Regions from separate parts of the Mus musculus genome. Here all the other regions are linked to region 2. The links are chromatin loops, found by intact Hi-C in ENCODE. Cell type or tissue: left cerebral cortex. All regions are shown on one strand. Each heading gives the region's core, and the rest is flanking DNA. Links, peaks and the distances in the headings are about the cores only.

Evidence for each region. A loop is a pair of places that touch in the nucleus more often than their neighbours do. Peaks named below come from ENCODE experiments on the same cell type or tissue, not always from the same donor. Only the 100,000 strongest peaks of a DNase experiment are listed, where the experiment ranks them.
Region 1: it touches region 2 in a loop (4-fold over the local background); 21 of 42 quality-filtered maps call a loop at or near these places.
Region 3: a loop joins it to region 2, with 3 times the contacts of the local background. A loop is called at or near these places in 8 of 42 quality-filtered maps.

The regions. Positions count from the first base shown.
Region 1 is chr1:177,981,030-177,986,427 of GRCm38, forward strand. It overlaps a transcript of Catspere2 not described here. Among named protein-coding and RNA genes, the nearest start is that of Catspere2, 7.7 kb to the right of the region's middle. In left cerebral cortex, for the core only: a CTCF peak has its summit at 2,059; a DNase peak (open chromatin) is centred at 2,216; H3K4me3 peaks cover 1,294 bases; H3K27ac peaks cover 1,156 bases.
Region 2 is chr1:178,184,665-178,190,500 of GRCm38, forward strand. Desi2 (desumoylating isopeptidase 2) reads left to right here and starts at 2,753. Exons shown (of 5, transcript NM_024282.3): 1 at 2,753-3,293. The coding sequence starts at 3,252. In left cerebral cortex, for the core only: CTCF peaks have their summits at 3,324 and 3,798; DNase peaks (open chromatin) are centred at 2,229, 2,833 and 4,003; H3K4me3 peaks cover 2,365 bases; H3K27ac peaks cover 1,375 bases.
Region 3 is chr1:177,795,052-177,800,449 of GRCm38, forward strand. It overlaps Adss (adenylosuccinate synthetase, non muscle), which reads right to left and starts at 1,458. Exons shown (of 13, transcript NM_007422.3): 1 at 1,161-1,458. The coding sequence starts at 1,343. In left cerebral cortex, for the core only: a CTCF peak has its summit at 2,517 (motif pointing right); DNase peaks (open chromatin) are centred at 128, 981, 1,044 and 1,678; H3K4me3 peaks cover 2,022 bases; H3K27ac peaks cover 1,562 bases.

The DNA of each region.
Region 1 (5,398 bases), core at 1-5,000, 200 kb before region 2:
TCACATAGCCTATAGTCACCTGCAAAAGAATTCCCAGTTAATGGATTACCTTGACCAAATTAGCTTGTGGGTATTATCTTAAATAATTGATATAAGAGGGCCCAGTCTACCCTGGGTGTCACATTGCCTGGACAGGTTCTCTTGAGTTTTGTAAAAAAGCTAGCAAGCATAAGCCAGTGACTGAGCCAGCAGGCACTGCTCTTCCAAGGTGCTTGCTTTAAGTTCGTTCCCTGTCCTGACTTCCTTCAGTGATAGACTGTGACCCCCTAAACCTGTTCTACCCTAAGCTGCTTTCTGTCAGAGCATGTGTTATCACAGCAACAGAAAAACTGCCCAACAAGTCTCTGGGCTTTAAGTTCTACTGAAACGATTATTTTAGTCAGATTAATGGTTGTGACTCCATTTCATTTATGCAAATGCCTACTCAACATCTCATGAGCCTCTAAAAGGCACTGAAAATATAACATGACCTAACAGTAATTTCATTTCCCTTTCTAACCTGTTTCTTCCTCAAATGTTTGATATATTATGAATAGCATACTATCTACCCAAATGTGTGAAAAATCTAGGACCTATTTTTGAGAGTGTACCCAACAGAAAGAAACTCAAGCAATTTTTATTTTTTTAAAGAGTTATTTACTTTATTTATCTGAGTACATTGTAGCTGTCTTCAGACATACCAGAAGAGGGCATCTGATCCCAAATATAGATGGTTGTTACCCACCATGTGGTTGCTGGGACTTGAACTCAGGACCTCTGGAAGAGCAGCCAGTGCTCTTAACCACTGAGCCATCTCTCCAGCTCTCAAGCAATCTTTTAAGAGACTTATGTACATATTCATGTCGTTCCTTGGCTCAAACCCTACCAACTCTTCATTTAAAATCCAACCTCAGAGTTTGGAGAGATGGCTTGCCCACTAAAAGCACTTGTTGCTCTGCAGAGGATCTCAGTTTGGTTCCCAACACTCAGGTCAAGCAACTTACAGCAGCCTATAACTTCGGTTGCAGAGCATTCCTGCCCTCTGTCCTCTTTGGTCACCTGCACCCCTCGATGTCTTTGTCTCTGTCTCTGTCTTTCTCTCTCTGACTCTCTCTTCCACTCTTTCACACACAGAGACACACAAACACACACACAATTGATAAATCTAAAATGTAAAATAGATATTCAATCTTAGTTAACTGAAAACTCAGGATGTCTTCTGACCAGTTAACTGTCTGTCCACAGATCACCTCTTTGCTCATTATGTTCTAGCCACAGAGAACTTTTATTTTGTTCCTTAAATACAGAAAACATGTCTTATGTCTATGTACTTATGTCTCCTCTAATTGGAATTCTTGGCTTTCTTATTTTTGACTAGCTTTCTGTCATTCAGATTCTAGCTTAAAACTAGTCATTGCCCACACATCCTAAGATAACTCTAAATTATCTCAATTTTTCTACAAAATACTCATTGCTGGAATTTTGTTTGTCTCCCGTGTCTGTTCAGTTGCTGAATTCCCAGGTCTACCATATTACATGGCATACACTAGGAACACAAAATATATTTGTTGAATGGGTGCGCAAACACTGTGTCCTAGGACTGAGCTAATCTATGAGTTGCTACACTCTTCCAACCAGCGCAGGATACTCTCACTAAATGTGAATTCTGTTTTGAGGGTTAACTGAGACTTTCTTACATCCCACTTTTACAAGGGTAACCTTCCTCCATTTATTGCCTCACTTCTTTATTTTCAAAAATTAAAAAAGAAAAAAAGCAGAAGGGCTTTGGAAAACTTAGTCATCACTTCTTCACATTACGTTGTATTCACATCTCACGCTACAAACTCCAAAAACAGCACTGAAAACTAAAAGGCAAATGGAGTCTCTGCTAACCAAGGACTAACAGCGAAGGTTCCCTGGACAAACTCTATGTACTTTTGTCTTTTAATGGCACACAAGCCAGCATGCTGAGGCTGAGACTCATACACTACGCAGTGGTAGAGGAGTTTGACCCTGACCCTATTTTCCAACAGGCTTATAAAGGCAAAATCCACAACCTAGAGGGAGGTTGACATCCCCTGCATGACATCCTGGGAACTGTAGTCTCCCAGGGAGACGTGAGTGCCTACAATATCCTGGTGCATGCTGGGACATGTAGTCAGACTGCTTACACGCCCAATAGGAATCGCGGGTTTCCGCTCTCCTTTCTGGGAACGGTAGTCTTTCTGCGACCTCGAGCCACCAGGGTGAAGAGGCATCCGGCCTGTCGCCATTTTAGGTCTCCAGCTGCAGAGCCTGAGAACCTCAAGACGCAGGCGGGCTCATCCCTGGATCCTGCCCGGCCCCGCCTCCAGGGTGCCTAAAGCCCGCCCCTCGCCCAGGCCCCGCCTTCCCCCACGTGTCTGCGGCCGAGGGGAGGCGCCTGAGCTGGAGCTGCCTCTCCACCTGTCTAGCCGGGTCCTCATACAGGTTCCTGACAGCGTCTCCCGGGAGCGGTCCCGGCTGCCGGATGCTTCCGCCCCGGCTGCGGTGGGCCGGGCTGGACGCTTAGTGCCCGGCTCGAGCCCTGCCTGAGGCGCCCGCGGGGGTGGCAGCGTCTCCGCCCCGCGGAGACCGAGCGGCTGGAGAACGAGGCGGCGGCCGTGGGGAGAAGGATGGGGGCTAACCAGTTAGTGGTGCTCAACGTCTACGACGTGGTGAGTGAGGCACCTGGCGGCCCGCGCCGGCCGGCCCTGTCAGGGGTCGGGACCCCGGCCCGGTGCTTCCTGCCTCGCGCCTCCGCCTCCAGCTTAGTTCTCAGGGGTGGGGGGAGGGGACAGTCGCGCTGTCTTCTAATCCCGAGACTGGCCCGCGCGCCTCCTGGAGGTGTCCCAGTCAGTCCGAAAGAGGGCTTGGGCTCGAGCCTCGTCCCAGCCCTCAGCTCCCCTGGCTGTGGGCCCGACCCCTGGGCGGATGAGCCGTGTCCTATCCGCGAAGCTTCGGTCGCAGGGCGACCTCCCTCCCAACTGCCACCTGGCCTCTAAGCTGCTCAGCTCCCCTCTGCCCTGCTCCTGCTGGCCCTTGTCTGTCTCCAAATGCTCGAGGCTTCCGACAACTCTCAAGCCCTTCAAGTCTAGAAAGTCACAGCTTCGATGCGGATGCTAGCGTCTCCCCAGAGGTGAACCGGAGCCAATACACCCTCACCTCCAAGGCATCCTCATAAAAATGAATGAAGCGAAAATTTATGAAGAAAATAGCGCCGTTGAATTATTTAGCGATCACAGAGGTGATCCTAGAATCCGAAGACCACTTTCCAGGTGATGCAACAGGTGGATGGCGTGACCGCTAGAGAGGGAAGGACAGCCTTGTTTATTAAGTCATCTAACTTTGAAGAACTGCAAACACTCAGGCCAGGGTACTGAAGGTGGAGCAAAGATTAAGTTCCTTTTGCAGAAAGGAATGTCTGAGGAGGGAAGCTTATTGGCTAAACCCTTGGGGCCAACCCATCTAGATACCTCGTTAGCATGGCGAACTCTGTTCTGTGCTGTTCCTGTGGGGTGTCATAGTCATGGGCACCAGGACAGGAACCAGGTGCAGTACATGAGAACACCTGTGGTTCTCAGATAGGAGAAGTACTGGGGTTTGTGAATCCTCTCAACCTTCCCAGTTTTTGTCTGGTGATACGGTTCCGCTTGCCCTACAACACAGATCAGGTTAAGCAAGACAGAAGACTCAATACAAACACCAAGCTCTATATGTTGTCTGAAGATCTTGATAGCATCATATGTGTGGTGATTTGAGTGAAATGACACCCCCTGTTTTGGTCCTTTGAATACTTAGTGTCCCCAGTTGGTGATGTTCTGTGGCAAGATATAGGAGGTATGCTTGAAGAGTTTGAAGACTCAGGCACTTGGAGCATGCCTTCTGCCTACACTTCGAGATATATGCTCGAAATGAAAACTTGAATTTGAAATTTAAAAGTGAAAATTTAAATGTAATATCTAATAATTTGAGGAGGGAAATAGTTGATAGAAATAGGATATGGGTCTTCCTATCAAGAGCTAACATATTTTTTTAATTTTTTAAAAAGGATTTATTATTATATATAAGTATATTATAACTGACTTCTGACATACCAGAAGAAGGCATCAAATCTCATTAAAGGTGGTTATGGACCTTCAGAACTCAGGACCTTCAGAAGAACAGTCAGTGCTCTTACCTGTTGAGTCATCTCACCAGCCCTAAAACCTTTTTTTTTTTTTTTTTTGGTTTTCTGAGACAGGGTTTCTCTATGTATCCCTGGTTCTCCTGGAACTCACTCTGTAGACCAGGCTGGTCTGGAATTCAGAAATCCACCTGCCTCTGCCTCCCAAGTGCTAGGATCAAAGGCATGCACCACCACTGCCAGGCAAGAGCTATTTTTTTTGTTTGTTTGTTTGTTTGTTTTAATGGTTTAAGAACTTTATTATAGAAATGCAGGGAGAAAGAGAGAAGGTAGAAAGGGGGAGGGAGGCTAGAGAAAAGAGTAAGAGGGAGGAGAGGAGAGGACAAAGAGGAAGGAGAGAGGAGAGAAGAAAAAGGAAAGCAGTGTGAGGAGTGAGAGAAGTGAGAGGTGAGAGAACAAAGGAGTGAGAGAGAAGACCTAATATTTTTAAGAGCCAACATTTTTAAGGGTTTTTTTGTTTACCAGCCATTTTAAGGAGAAAGGAAGACAGATGATACATGTTATGTCAAATTAAAGCAAGTAACAAAAGAAAGGAACTCAAAGGGTGAGGAAGGAGAAAGAAGAAAAACCTGCCCAGAATGTAGTGGTAGGGCACAGATGTACTCAAACTGTACTCTCATCCAGCATGTTTTCTCCCTATAAGGCTGGGGCGTGGATTACAGTGGTTCTCAACCTTCCTAGTGCTGCAACCCTTTAATACAGTTCCTCATGATGTGGTGACACCAAACAAAAAATTATTTCATTGCTACTTCATAGCTATACTTCTGCTAATATGGATATTGATGTAAATATCTGATATACAGGATAATTAAGATGTGACTGGTGGGATTCATGACCCACAGGTTGAGAACCACCAACTTAGCGCCAAGGCCCTGGATTCCATCTGTTGCACTGAACAAAGGAAAGGAACATGTTTCTCAGTCTGTCCAGCTCTCGAACTTCTCTGAACTTCAATTTCCTCGGTGCGCTCTGTAATTCAAATGAATAGGAACTAAAACATAAAACAAAATCATATTTCCTAAACTGGTTTTCTGTGGTGGTTAATTTTAATTGTCAATTTGTCTGGGCCATGGTAGCAGTCCGTGTTGCTGCCCTAGGTCCCGGATTTGCTGGTCTCCACAGTCTTAGGAGTTAGTTCCTTGAAATACTCTTTCACACTTGCCCATGGAGTGGGGTTAGATTCCACAGCCTTGCATCAGTCACTCTCTGCTACAC
Region 2 (5,836 bases), core at 488-5,487:
TTGATGACATAAGTGGTGCTTTTGGCCATAAGGCCTTTCTGTAAGGCTATGGAAAATAGGGCTGGCGAGATGGCTCAGCGGATATGAGCACTGACCAAAGGTCCTGAGTTCAAATCCCAGTAACCACATTGCAACCACAAGGTGGCTCACAAACACCTGTAATGATATCTGATGCTCTCTTCTGGTGCATCTGAAGTCAGCTGCAGTGTACTTATGTATAGTAATAAATAAATCTTTGGGTAGAAGGAAGCAGAGCCTGAGCTAGCAGGGCTGACACAAGTGAGCAGAGGTCCTAAAACTCAATTCCCAACAACCACATGAAAGATCACAACCATCTGTACAGCTACAGTGTACTCACATACATAAAAAATAAATCTTTTAAAAAAAGTAACCAAGCCAGGTGGTGGTGGCATACGCCTTTAATCCCAGCACTTGGGAGGCAGAGGCAGGCAGATTTCTGAGTTCAAGGCCAGCCTGGTCTCCAAAGTGAGTTCCAGGACAGCCAGGGCTATACAGAGAAACCCTGTCTCAAAAAACAAAACAAAACAAAACAAAAATAGTAACCAATAGACTTGGCAATAGTGTAATGTTAGAGTAATGTTAAATAATGTTATGATGCTTTTACAATAGTACATTTCCATATGGTTTTTCCAAAGGCTATTCATGTTAGTTGTCCTCCCCATATTGCCTTCTTTAGCCTGACCTCCCACCTCCTCCCCCTTTTAATATTTCTTTCCAGCTGCATTTTTTCAATATTTCCTAGTGCTTCAACCCTTAATTTCACATAGCCTATAGTCATCTGCAAAAGAAGTTCCAATTAACGGATTACCTTTATCAAATTAGCCTGTGGGTATTGTCTTAACTAATTGATATAAGAGGGCCCAGTATACCCTGGGTGTTACATCCCCTGGAGAGGTTGTCTTGAGTTTCTTAAAAAAGCTAGCCAAGCATAAACCAGTGATTGAGCCAGCAGGCACTGCTCCTCCAAGGTGCTTGCTTTAAGTTCCTGCCCTGTCCTGACTTCCTTCTGTGATAGACTGTGACCCCTAAACCTGTTCTGCCCTAAGCTGCTTTCTGTCAGAGCAGGTGTTATCACAGCAACAGAAAGACTGCCCAACAAGTCTCTAGGCTTTAAGTTCTACTGAAATGTTTATTTTAGTCAGATTAATGGTTGTGACTCCATTTCATTTATGCAAATGCCTACTCAACATCTCATGAGACTCTAAAAGGCACTGAAAATATAACATGACCTAACAGTAATTTCATTTCCCTTTCTAACCTGCTTCTCCCTCAAATGTTTGATATATTATGAATAACATACTATCTACCCAAATTTGTCAAACATCCAGGACCTATTTTTGAGACTACCCCTAACTCCCCCAACAAATTTAATGTCCACACTTTTTAATATAAGGCTGGTCACTAGACTCCCAAGATGAGGAAGAAACCAAGCCACAAATCCAAAGTGCCTTTTAAATCTCTTGCATTATATCTGTTAATAACCCATTGACCAAATCAAGCCAAAGCTTGCTAAAGACAGTAGAGAGAGGCATCAAAGGTCATATATAATTTGAGAAGCCACTTTTACAATTTACCACGTTAATGGTCATGTTTCTATTTCCCTTGCCTCATTAAAATTTCACACAGAAACTCAAGCAATTTTTAATTTTTTAAAGTTATTTATTTATCTGAGTACATCATATCTGTCTTCAGACATATCAGAGGAGGGCATCTGATCCCAAATATAGATGGTTGTAAGCCACCATGTGTTTGCTGGAAATTGAACTCAGGACCTCTGGAAGAGCAGCCAGTACTCTTAAGCATTGAGCTTTCTCTCTAGCTCTCAAGCAATCTTTTAAGAGACTTATGTACATATTCATGTCGTTCCTTGGCTCAAACCCTACCAACTCTTCATTTAAAATCCAACCTCAGAGTTTGGAGAGATGGCTTGCCCACTAAAAGTACTTGTTGCTCTGCAGAGGATCTCAGTTTGGTTCCCAACACTCAGGTCAAGCAACTTACAGCAGCCTATAACTTCGGTTGCAGAGCATCCCTGCCCTCTGTCCTCTTTGGTCACCTGCACCCCTTGCTGTCTTTGTCTCTGTCTTCTGTCTTTCTCAGTCTCTTTCACTCTTTCACACACAGAGACACACAAACACACACACAATTGATAAATCTAAAATGTAAAATAGATATTCAATCTCAGCTAACTGAAAACTCAGGATGTCTTCTGACCAGTTAACTGCCTGTCCACAGATCACCTCTTTGCTCATTATATTCTAGCCACAGAGAACTTTTATTTTGTTCCTTAAGTACAAAAAACATGTCTTATGTCTATGTACTTTTGTCTCCTCTAATTGGAATTCTTGGCTCTCTTATATTTGACTAGCTTTCTGTCATTCACGAAATGTGAATTCCGTTTTGAGGGTTAAAGGAGACTTTCTTACATCCTACTTTTACAAGGGTAACCTTCCTCCCTTTATTGCCTCACTTCTATATTTTCAAAAATTAAAAAAAAAGCAGAAGGGCTTTGGAAAACTTAGTCATCACTTCTTCACATTGCGTTGGATTCACATCTCACGCTACAAACACCAGAAACAGCACTGAAAACTAAAAGGCAAATGGAGTCTCTGCTCGCCAAGGACGAACAGCGAAGGTTCCCCTGACAAACTCTTCGCAGGACTTTCTGGGAACTGTAGTCTCCCAGGGAGACGTGAGTGCCTACAATATCCTGGTGAATGCTGGGATATGTAGTCAGACTGCTTACACGCCCAATAGGAATCGCGGGTTCTCCCTCTGCTTTCTGGGAACGGTAGTCTTTCTGCGACCTCGAGCCACCAGGGTGAAGAGGCATCCGGCCTGTCGCCATTTTAGGTCTCCAGCTGCAGAGCCTGAGAGCCTCAACGCGCAGGCGGGCTCATCCCTGGATCCTGGCCGGCCCCGCCTCCAGGGTGCCTAAAGCCCGCCCCTCGCCCAGGCCCCGCCTTCCCCCACGTGTCTGCGGCCGAGGGGAGGCGCCTGAGCTGGAGCTGCCTCTCCACCTGTCTGGCCGGGTCCTCGTACAGGTTTCTGACAGCGTCTCCCGGGAGCGGTCCCGGCTGCCGGATGCTTCCGCCCCGGCTGCGGTGGGCCGGGCTGGACGCTTAGTGCCCGGCTCGAGCCCTGCCTGAGGCGCCCGCGGGGGTGGCAGCGGCCTCCGCCCCGCGGAGACCGAGCGGCTGGAGGACGAGGCGGCGGCCGTGGGGAGAAGGATGGGGGCTAACCAGTTAGTGGTGCTCAACGTCTACGACATGGTGAGTGCGTCCCCTGGCGGCCCGCGCTGGCCGGCCCTGTCAGGGGTCGGGACCCCGGCCCGGTGCTTCCTGCCTCGCGCCTCCGCCTCCAGCTTAGTTCTCAGGGGTGGGGGGAGGGGACAGTCGCGCTGTCTTCTAATCCCGAGACTGGCCCGCGCGCCTCCTGGAGGTGTCCCAGTCAGTCCGAAAGAGGGCTTGGGCTCGAGCCTCGTCCCAGCCCTCAGCTCCCCTGGCTGTGGGCCCGACCCCTGGGCGGATGAGCCGTGTCCTATCCGCGAAGCTTCGGTCGCAGGGCGACCTCCCTCCCAACTGCCACCTGGCCTCTAAGCTGCTCAGCTCCCCTCTGCCCTGCTCCTGCTGGCCCTTGTCTGTCTCCAAATGCTCGAGGCTTCCGACAACTCTCAAGCCCTTCAAGTCTAGAAAGTCACAGCTTCGATGCGGATGCTAGCGTCTCCCCAGAGGTGAACCGGAGCCAATACACCCTCACCTCCAAGGCATCCTCATAAAAATGAAAGAAGCGAAAATTTATGTAGAAAATAGCGCCATTGAATTATTTAGCGATCACAGAGGTGATCCTAGAATCCGAAGGCCACTTTCCAGGTGATGCAACAGGTGGATGACGTGACCGCTAGAGAGGGAAAGACAGCCTTGTTTATTATGTCATCTAACTTTGAAGAACTGAAAACATTCAGGCTAGGGTTCAAAGGCTGGATCCCCTCAGGTTCCAAGTGCAATAATACCCCTAGAAGAAGCACCTGGTAGAGAATGATCGCCGCAGGGAGGCTACGTTTGGGTGTGTTCACTCTCCTTTGGTTACTTAATTTTTGTTTTGTAAAGGATAGCCTTCCCCTGAAAAGCCTGAAATTTCTTGGCTATGCATTGACACATGAAATTTCTCCAGCATTATTTCTGTTGGCTTAAAAGTACTTAGAAGAAATTCAACAGTAAGAAGTCTTGGCTCTTAATTACAGCTCTAAGCTCTTTCTTCTTTGTATTGTTTATAAATTTTTAAATGAACAGGGAGCTATTGATAGAAAAGGATTCCTCATGCTATATCTAGAAGTTAACGTTGACAGGGCATGGTCTGCTGGTAACTAGAAGCGAGGTTTCTCTTCTAGTAGGTTCCAGTGTAAGTCTGGAGATGAGAGGTAGAGTAACAGACTAGGAAAAGTTAATCATGAAGGGAAAAGTTGGATAACTGGAGCAGGAGATTCGAGAAGAGCATGCGTATTGTATGACTAACAGCCTACTCTACTGGTTAATAAATTATTCTCTGGATTTAAACTTTTTGTGTTCCATGGGAATCTTTTCTTAATTAATTTTGCCCCCTGTTGTTGTTTAGTTGTTGTTTTGAGGCAGAGTTTGTGTAGTTCTGGCTATCTTGGAACTATCTTTGTAGAACAGGCTGGCCTCAAACTCTCAGAGACCCTCTGCCCCTCTGCCCCTCTGCCCCTCTGCCCCTCTGCCCCTCTGCCCCTCTGCCCCTCTGCAGGGATTGAAGGTCTACACCACCATTGTCAGCTTTAATATTGCCCTTTTAGTATTTCACTGCCTCTTGCCTATCAGACTTTGGATTTTTTTAAACTGGTGAAGACTCTTATAAACTATTCCTCAGGATATGTTTTACTCTGGAGAATATATATTGAAATATCTATATTTTTTAAAGATTTATGTGTATGAGTACACTCTAGCTGTCTTCAGACACATCAGAAGAGCACGTCAGATCACATTGTACATGATTGTGAGCCACCATGTGGTTGCTGGGAATTGAACCCAGGACCTTTGGAAGAGCAGTCAGTGCTTTTAACCACTGAGACATCTCTCCAGCCCCATCGTCTATATTTTTAATCAGTTGGAATTATGTAGTGACCAGTGGCTATAGTTTCATAACCCAAAGAAATCTGTCAAATAGAGTTTTGCTTTTTAGATTAAATTGAATATGCATTACATGGCATATAGTGTTTTCCTGTTCTATGAATCAGGAAAATCGTTACTGATTGTGAAGTTGTAAGGGCTAGGGATGATATTCAAACGAATGTTTTTTTAGGGGAAGACAGTTTTGAATGATGCTAAAATATGAAATATTCACAAAAGAGCTTATTCTTCTTGCCACTCTAGTAAATACAGAGAAAGCAGCCAGAAAAAGCCTAAGTGACTAAAAAGCAGGATCTAGAAATTCTAGATGACAGTCTTGATTCACTATTGTCTCTATTGAATAATTCCTAGTTATTTCTTACAAATTGCCTTATTTCATCAACAGGAAGAGAAACATTTGAATAAAAATGTTTATTTAAGAGACTTACTCTTGTATGTTCTTTTAAAGGCTTTTGTCTATGAATGCTTTTATCACTAATGTAAAAACTTTCCATTACTCATTTAATTTTGATGACATTGAAATCAGAGGCAGGATCCATTACCTGTCTGCTTTAAGGAATTTGGGATATCGTAAGGAAGACATAAGAAGAATTATAATTTAGAGCAGAGTAGCATTATTTTAATAGGAGCAGAAGAGGATCCAAAGACTATTTTGTGGTTGTAGAATC
Region 3 (5,398 bases), core at 1-5,000, 390 kb before region 2:
TCAGATTCCAGGCCAACACCTGTGAGAGCACCATTAAATATGCATGTTGCCAGACAAGCTGCTGGAAGAGAAAGAACCTGTGAAAGAACCCTGTGAATTGAAGAATGGTGGTAAAGCGGCAGTTGGAGCAATAGGGCTCCACACACAGTAAAAAGATGACCCAAGTCAAAGCACCTGGCCTTTTACAGGCCGGTTTCTTCATACGTTTCAATTTTAGGTAAAAAAGCTTTCCACGATTAGCCTAGACCACAAGGCACCCCCACACAAAACCATGTACCTTCAGGGAGAAAAAAATTCTTACAATCTAAATACGCCACCATTAACTTCCAACACTGCACCTTGTTTTGAATGTGGGAACTGCTCATTTATTTTGAATTCTGAAACGGGGATGATAGTTTTCTGAGAGCCTTTTTCAAAGGCCTACCCTCTAGGCTGCTTCAAAGCAAATGACTAATAAGAAAAAAAAAAAAAAAAAAAAAAAAAACTAACACTAAAACCCACGTGTCTCCGGGTAGGAAACACTGGATTTCCTGAAAGTCAACTTTTTATATTACCGAAGCATTGTAAACATTTCTAAATTATCCGACTTGAAATCTCCGTATTTAGTTGCCTCACACTCACTTTTCAACTTACTGGGGATTCCTTAAGGACCGGTGAGTAATAAAAACAGATCTCCCCTTAATAGTAGTCTATGAAATACGAGTTAAAAACAAAAAACAAACAAAAGCACCGGAGGGCCCCAAACAGTCTCATCGCCCCGTAGCGGATTCTGCTATCAACAAAGTGGACCGATGGAGGCGAGGTTCTGCGTGCCTAAGCCTGTAGGTAATGCAGTGCTGAATCTCGATTTCAGGGAAATTGGGGAAAAGGACCCTTCCTAGTCCGCGCCGGCGGGTGGGCCTGGCCGGGTCTAGCCAGAGTCCCGAGCAGGCCTCGGGCGGAAGCTCCCTCAACTCTGCCCGCGGCGCACCGCCAGCCCAGTCCCCAGACCCCGAAATGCAGCTCCAACATCGCGCATCTTCCAGGTTCCTCCAGAGTCACCCGGAGCGTCACCGGAGACTCCAGGGCAGGGGTTCCCCGCAGCTCCCAGCCCGAGGGACGCACCTCAAGGTGACACCTCACCGCGCCGGCCGTCCCAGAAAGGGCCCGGCTTCCCTCACCTGGCAGCGGCACACGATGTCGGCGTCCTGCGCCAGTAGATCCACCACCTTCCCTTTGCCCTCGTCGCCCCACTGCGCTCCCAGCACCACAGTCACCCGGTTCCCTCCGGACCGCGCCCTGGGGCGGCCACAGTCGCCGTTGGGCAGGGAGGTGGCCGCCGGGCTGCTCTCGGAGATCGACATGGCTCCCGGCAGGGCAGAAGAGCCTTAAGGAGACGGGGCAGGAGAACGGAACGTGAACCCAACTGCTGCGCCGCCACCAGCCACATGCGGAGGAAGAAGGAGCCAGAGGCCGGCCCCGCCCCCGCCCCGAGGGCCGCCACCCTCTCTCCAGGCCCCGCCCCGCGCTCCGCCGCCCGCCCGCTCAGGGCGGGACCACACTTGGCGCAGGCCGAAGCCTCTGCGCGGCCCGCAGGCGCCACGGCCTCAACTGCCGCCACCCCAGGGCGGAGGCCACACCCCATCCCCGGCTTGGCGCGCTGCTCCGGGGAGAACCGCGCGAGAGCGGAGGCCAGGGGGCGGGGCTAACGGAGAGTTCCGCCCTCTGTGCCCGCCCACCAGCCTCTGGCCTTTCAAACTCGCGGTAGGGAAGGGGGTGAAAGAGTGTGGAACTACAATTCCCAGCATGCAATGCTCTGTGAGATGGCCAAGGCATGGCACCACAGTGTCAGGGTTGGCTGGTTTCGGTCTCTAAAAGCCAATTTGGTTTTCTGTGTCTAAACACTTGGGTATCTTAAAGAATGAAATACCCTTACAAAATGTAAACTGGGATTTAAAAATATGTGGAGGCTGGAGTGGAGCCGAATAAATTTAGAACTGAAAAGGGACTAAAAGTGCAAACTAAAAGCAGTAAAAATGAAATCTAGAGATAGCATCCTAACTCTTCCCATTTTTACAGTATCTGGGGCACAAAGATGAGTCAATTGCCTATGTCATATCCGAATGTACCTGGGTTATTTGATCCCCACAACCTTAAAGTTTACAATATTTTGTAAAATACGTTCGTTCTACAAAACAATTTCTCTTCTCCCATTTTTTCTCTGTTGAAGTGTTGGAGATCAAATTCAGAACCTTGTAATTTGATGCGAATACTGTACCACTGAGTTATTCGCCCCCCAGACCTTCGAACTCTTAAATAGCTTATCAGTTCCTCTCATGGGCGTTAAAATGGTACTTTGGACAGTTTGCAGATTGAGTAAGCCTAGGTGCTTCTCAGTGTTTTAATTGTAACTGATTACAGAGTGTGCCTATTGTCTATCTAATGTGGGTTTATCTATGTATTTATTTACTTATTTATATTATTTGTGTGTGAGAGGTCACATACCATGTTGTGTGTCTGTCTGTCTGTCTGAAGGCCAGCAGAGGGCCTCAGATCCCTGGGAGTCAGAGCAACAGGTGGTCGTGAGACATCTGAAAATACAGCTGTTCTCAACCTATGAGTTGAGACCCCCTTAGGGAGTCAATCAACCCTTTCACAGGGACTGCATATCAGATGTCATATCTGTTAGGTATTTACATTATGATTCACAACAATAGCAAAATTACAGTTATAAAATAGCAGTGAAGTAATTGTATAGTTGGGGGATGGGGCAACCACAACCTGAGGAACTGTATTAAAGGGTCACAGCATTAGGAAAGTTGAGAACCACTGAGACAACAGGTGCTAAAGAGGGAATCCAGATGCTCTGGAAGAGCAGCACGTGCTCCTAACTACTGAGCTGCCTCTCCAGCCCTGATCTAATGTTCTCACTGCAACCCAAACTGTGACATTAAATTTTGGTAAAGGAAATAATTGCTTTGAAAAAAGACTAATAATAAAGAATGTAGCTCATTGCTTGCTAGCACATGTAAGACCTAGGATTTAATACTCACCATTACAAACAAATCCATATGGCATAGAATCATATCCTGTGTGCTGTCTCCCAGTGTCCTGATCACCGAGCATCTATAAAGTCCAGTTTTACATTGCATAGTTCTCCTACTCATATACTAATCAGACCAGTCTCTGCTTGAATTCTATGGTGGGCAGGGTTTCAGGTGTGATTATAATAGGAGTACTTACTGTACCAGTACTGGTCTTATCATTAAGTACGGAGAATCTATGCTATACTAAGACCTCTGAGCACAGGTAACACAGTGAATCAAGATCACCAGTTGGGACATGAACGGTGATCTACTACTTCTGTTCTCCTGGTCCTGACTTCTCCCCCCCCCCCCCTTGGTAGCCATTTTAAAAGTCTCTCCACTTTGGTTAAACCATGCCAACTGCCTTGAAACCACAGGAGTCAGCAATAGAGAACTGAGGTCATTTGTTTTTCTGGATTCTTGCCACAAGTCTCTAGAGCCTGATAGTGCCTGGCCATCCAGAGTACTTCTTAATCATCCCACATGCTTGACTACTCATTTGGGAGTCCTTGCTAAGGCCAATTTGAGGGCCAAAAGAGGAAACCTATCAACATTCCCCTTGTTGTGACCATAAAAAAGAGAAAGAGCTATAAGAATATGTTCTGGCAGGGTGTGGAGGAAGGGGGTTATTCAGTGGGCCCAGGTGGAGGCATCCCTTCCCCCTGAGGAACCAGACACACACCACTATAGTATAGAATAGAGTTTATTCAGGGCATGGGGGGGGGGGTTTTAAGAGGGTAGTAGAGGCAGAGAGAGGCAGAGAGAAGGAGAGAGTAGAGACGTAGTGGCCGGTCATAGCCACGTGGAGAGAGGAGGGGGAGGGAATTGGAGAGAAGGGGCACAAGGGACAAGAGAGAAGCAAGAGAGCAAAAGGGTAAGAGAGAGAGAAGGGGCCAAGCAGCCCCTTTTATACTGGGCCAAGCCTACCTGGCTGCTGCCAAGAACTATGAGGTGGAGTTTAGACAGAATATCAACACCCCTGCCCACCTACTCTGTGATGGTTTGTATATGCTGGGCCCTGGGAGTGGTCTGTTCACAGCAGTAAAACCCAAACTAAGACAGAGGTTGCTACCAGGAGTCAGGTATTATTGTGATAGGCCTGACCATGCTTTTGTTTGGAAGAATGTGGATTTTGGGACTTAGGATTTGGAAAGCAGTGGGATGCTTTAAATGGAGCTTAATGGAACATCCTAGTAGGAATATGGAAGATTTTGTTACTGAGAATGAATTGAATTGTGCAGACCTGGCCCAAGAGGTTTCAGTAAGAATTTCAATATGTGGACTAGAGACTGTTTTGTGGTATTTTGGTCAAGAATGTGGCTACTTTTTGCCTTTGTCTGAAGGATCTGCCTGAGGCTAAAGTGAAGAATCTCAGATTCATTGCATTCAGATAAAGGAAGTCTCAGAAACTCCCATCATAGACTTTGTTATCTGGTTAAGTCTCATGAAGAGCATTTTAAACAAACATATCAAGATGAGAAATGAAAAATAGAAAATATATGGTTTGAATTTTAAAGGGGCTCCAGGAAGTGAAGTGGAACTGAAACCTGTGTTCAAGGATATTGAACTGAATTAAGGGAGGAGTAACCTTAGGGCAACCAGCCCTTCTCCCCCCCCCCCCCCCCATTAAGTTTAGGATCAGGCATGTTAGTACAAACCTCTAATCCCAGGAGGCAAAGGGAAGCAAATCTTTGAGTTTAAGGCCAGCCTAGAACAGAACAAGTTCTAGAAGAAGAAAAACTTAAATCCAGACTTGGTGAAACATATCATTAATCCCAGTGCTTAGGAGACAGGCATGCAGATCTCTGAGTTCAAAGTCAGTCTACAGAGCAAGTTCCAGGACAGGCAAGCTTAGGCAATGAAGAATGGAATAGAACAAGGAGGCTGTCTTAGTCAGGGTTTCTATTCCTGCACAAACATCATGATCAAGAAGCAAGTTGGGGGAAGAAAGGGTTTATTCAACTTATACTTTCCACATTGCTGTTGGTCACTAAAGGAAGTCAGGACTGGAACTCAAGCAGGTCAAGAAACAGGAGCTGATGTAGAGGCCATGGAGGGATGTTACTTACTGGCTTGCTTCCTCTGGCTTGCTCAGCTTGCTCTCTTATAGAACCCAAGACTACCAGCCCAGAGGTGGTACCACTCACAAGGGGCCCTCCCACCTTTATCACTAATTGAGAAAATGCCTTACAGCTGAATCTCATGGAGGCATTTCCTCACCTGAAGCTCCTTTCTCTGTGATAACTCCAGCTTGTGTGAAGTTGACACAAAACCAGCCAGTAAAGGGGCCATGTTCCAGTTCCTACAAGTGGCAGAACTCAGCAGCTTCAGCC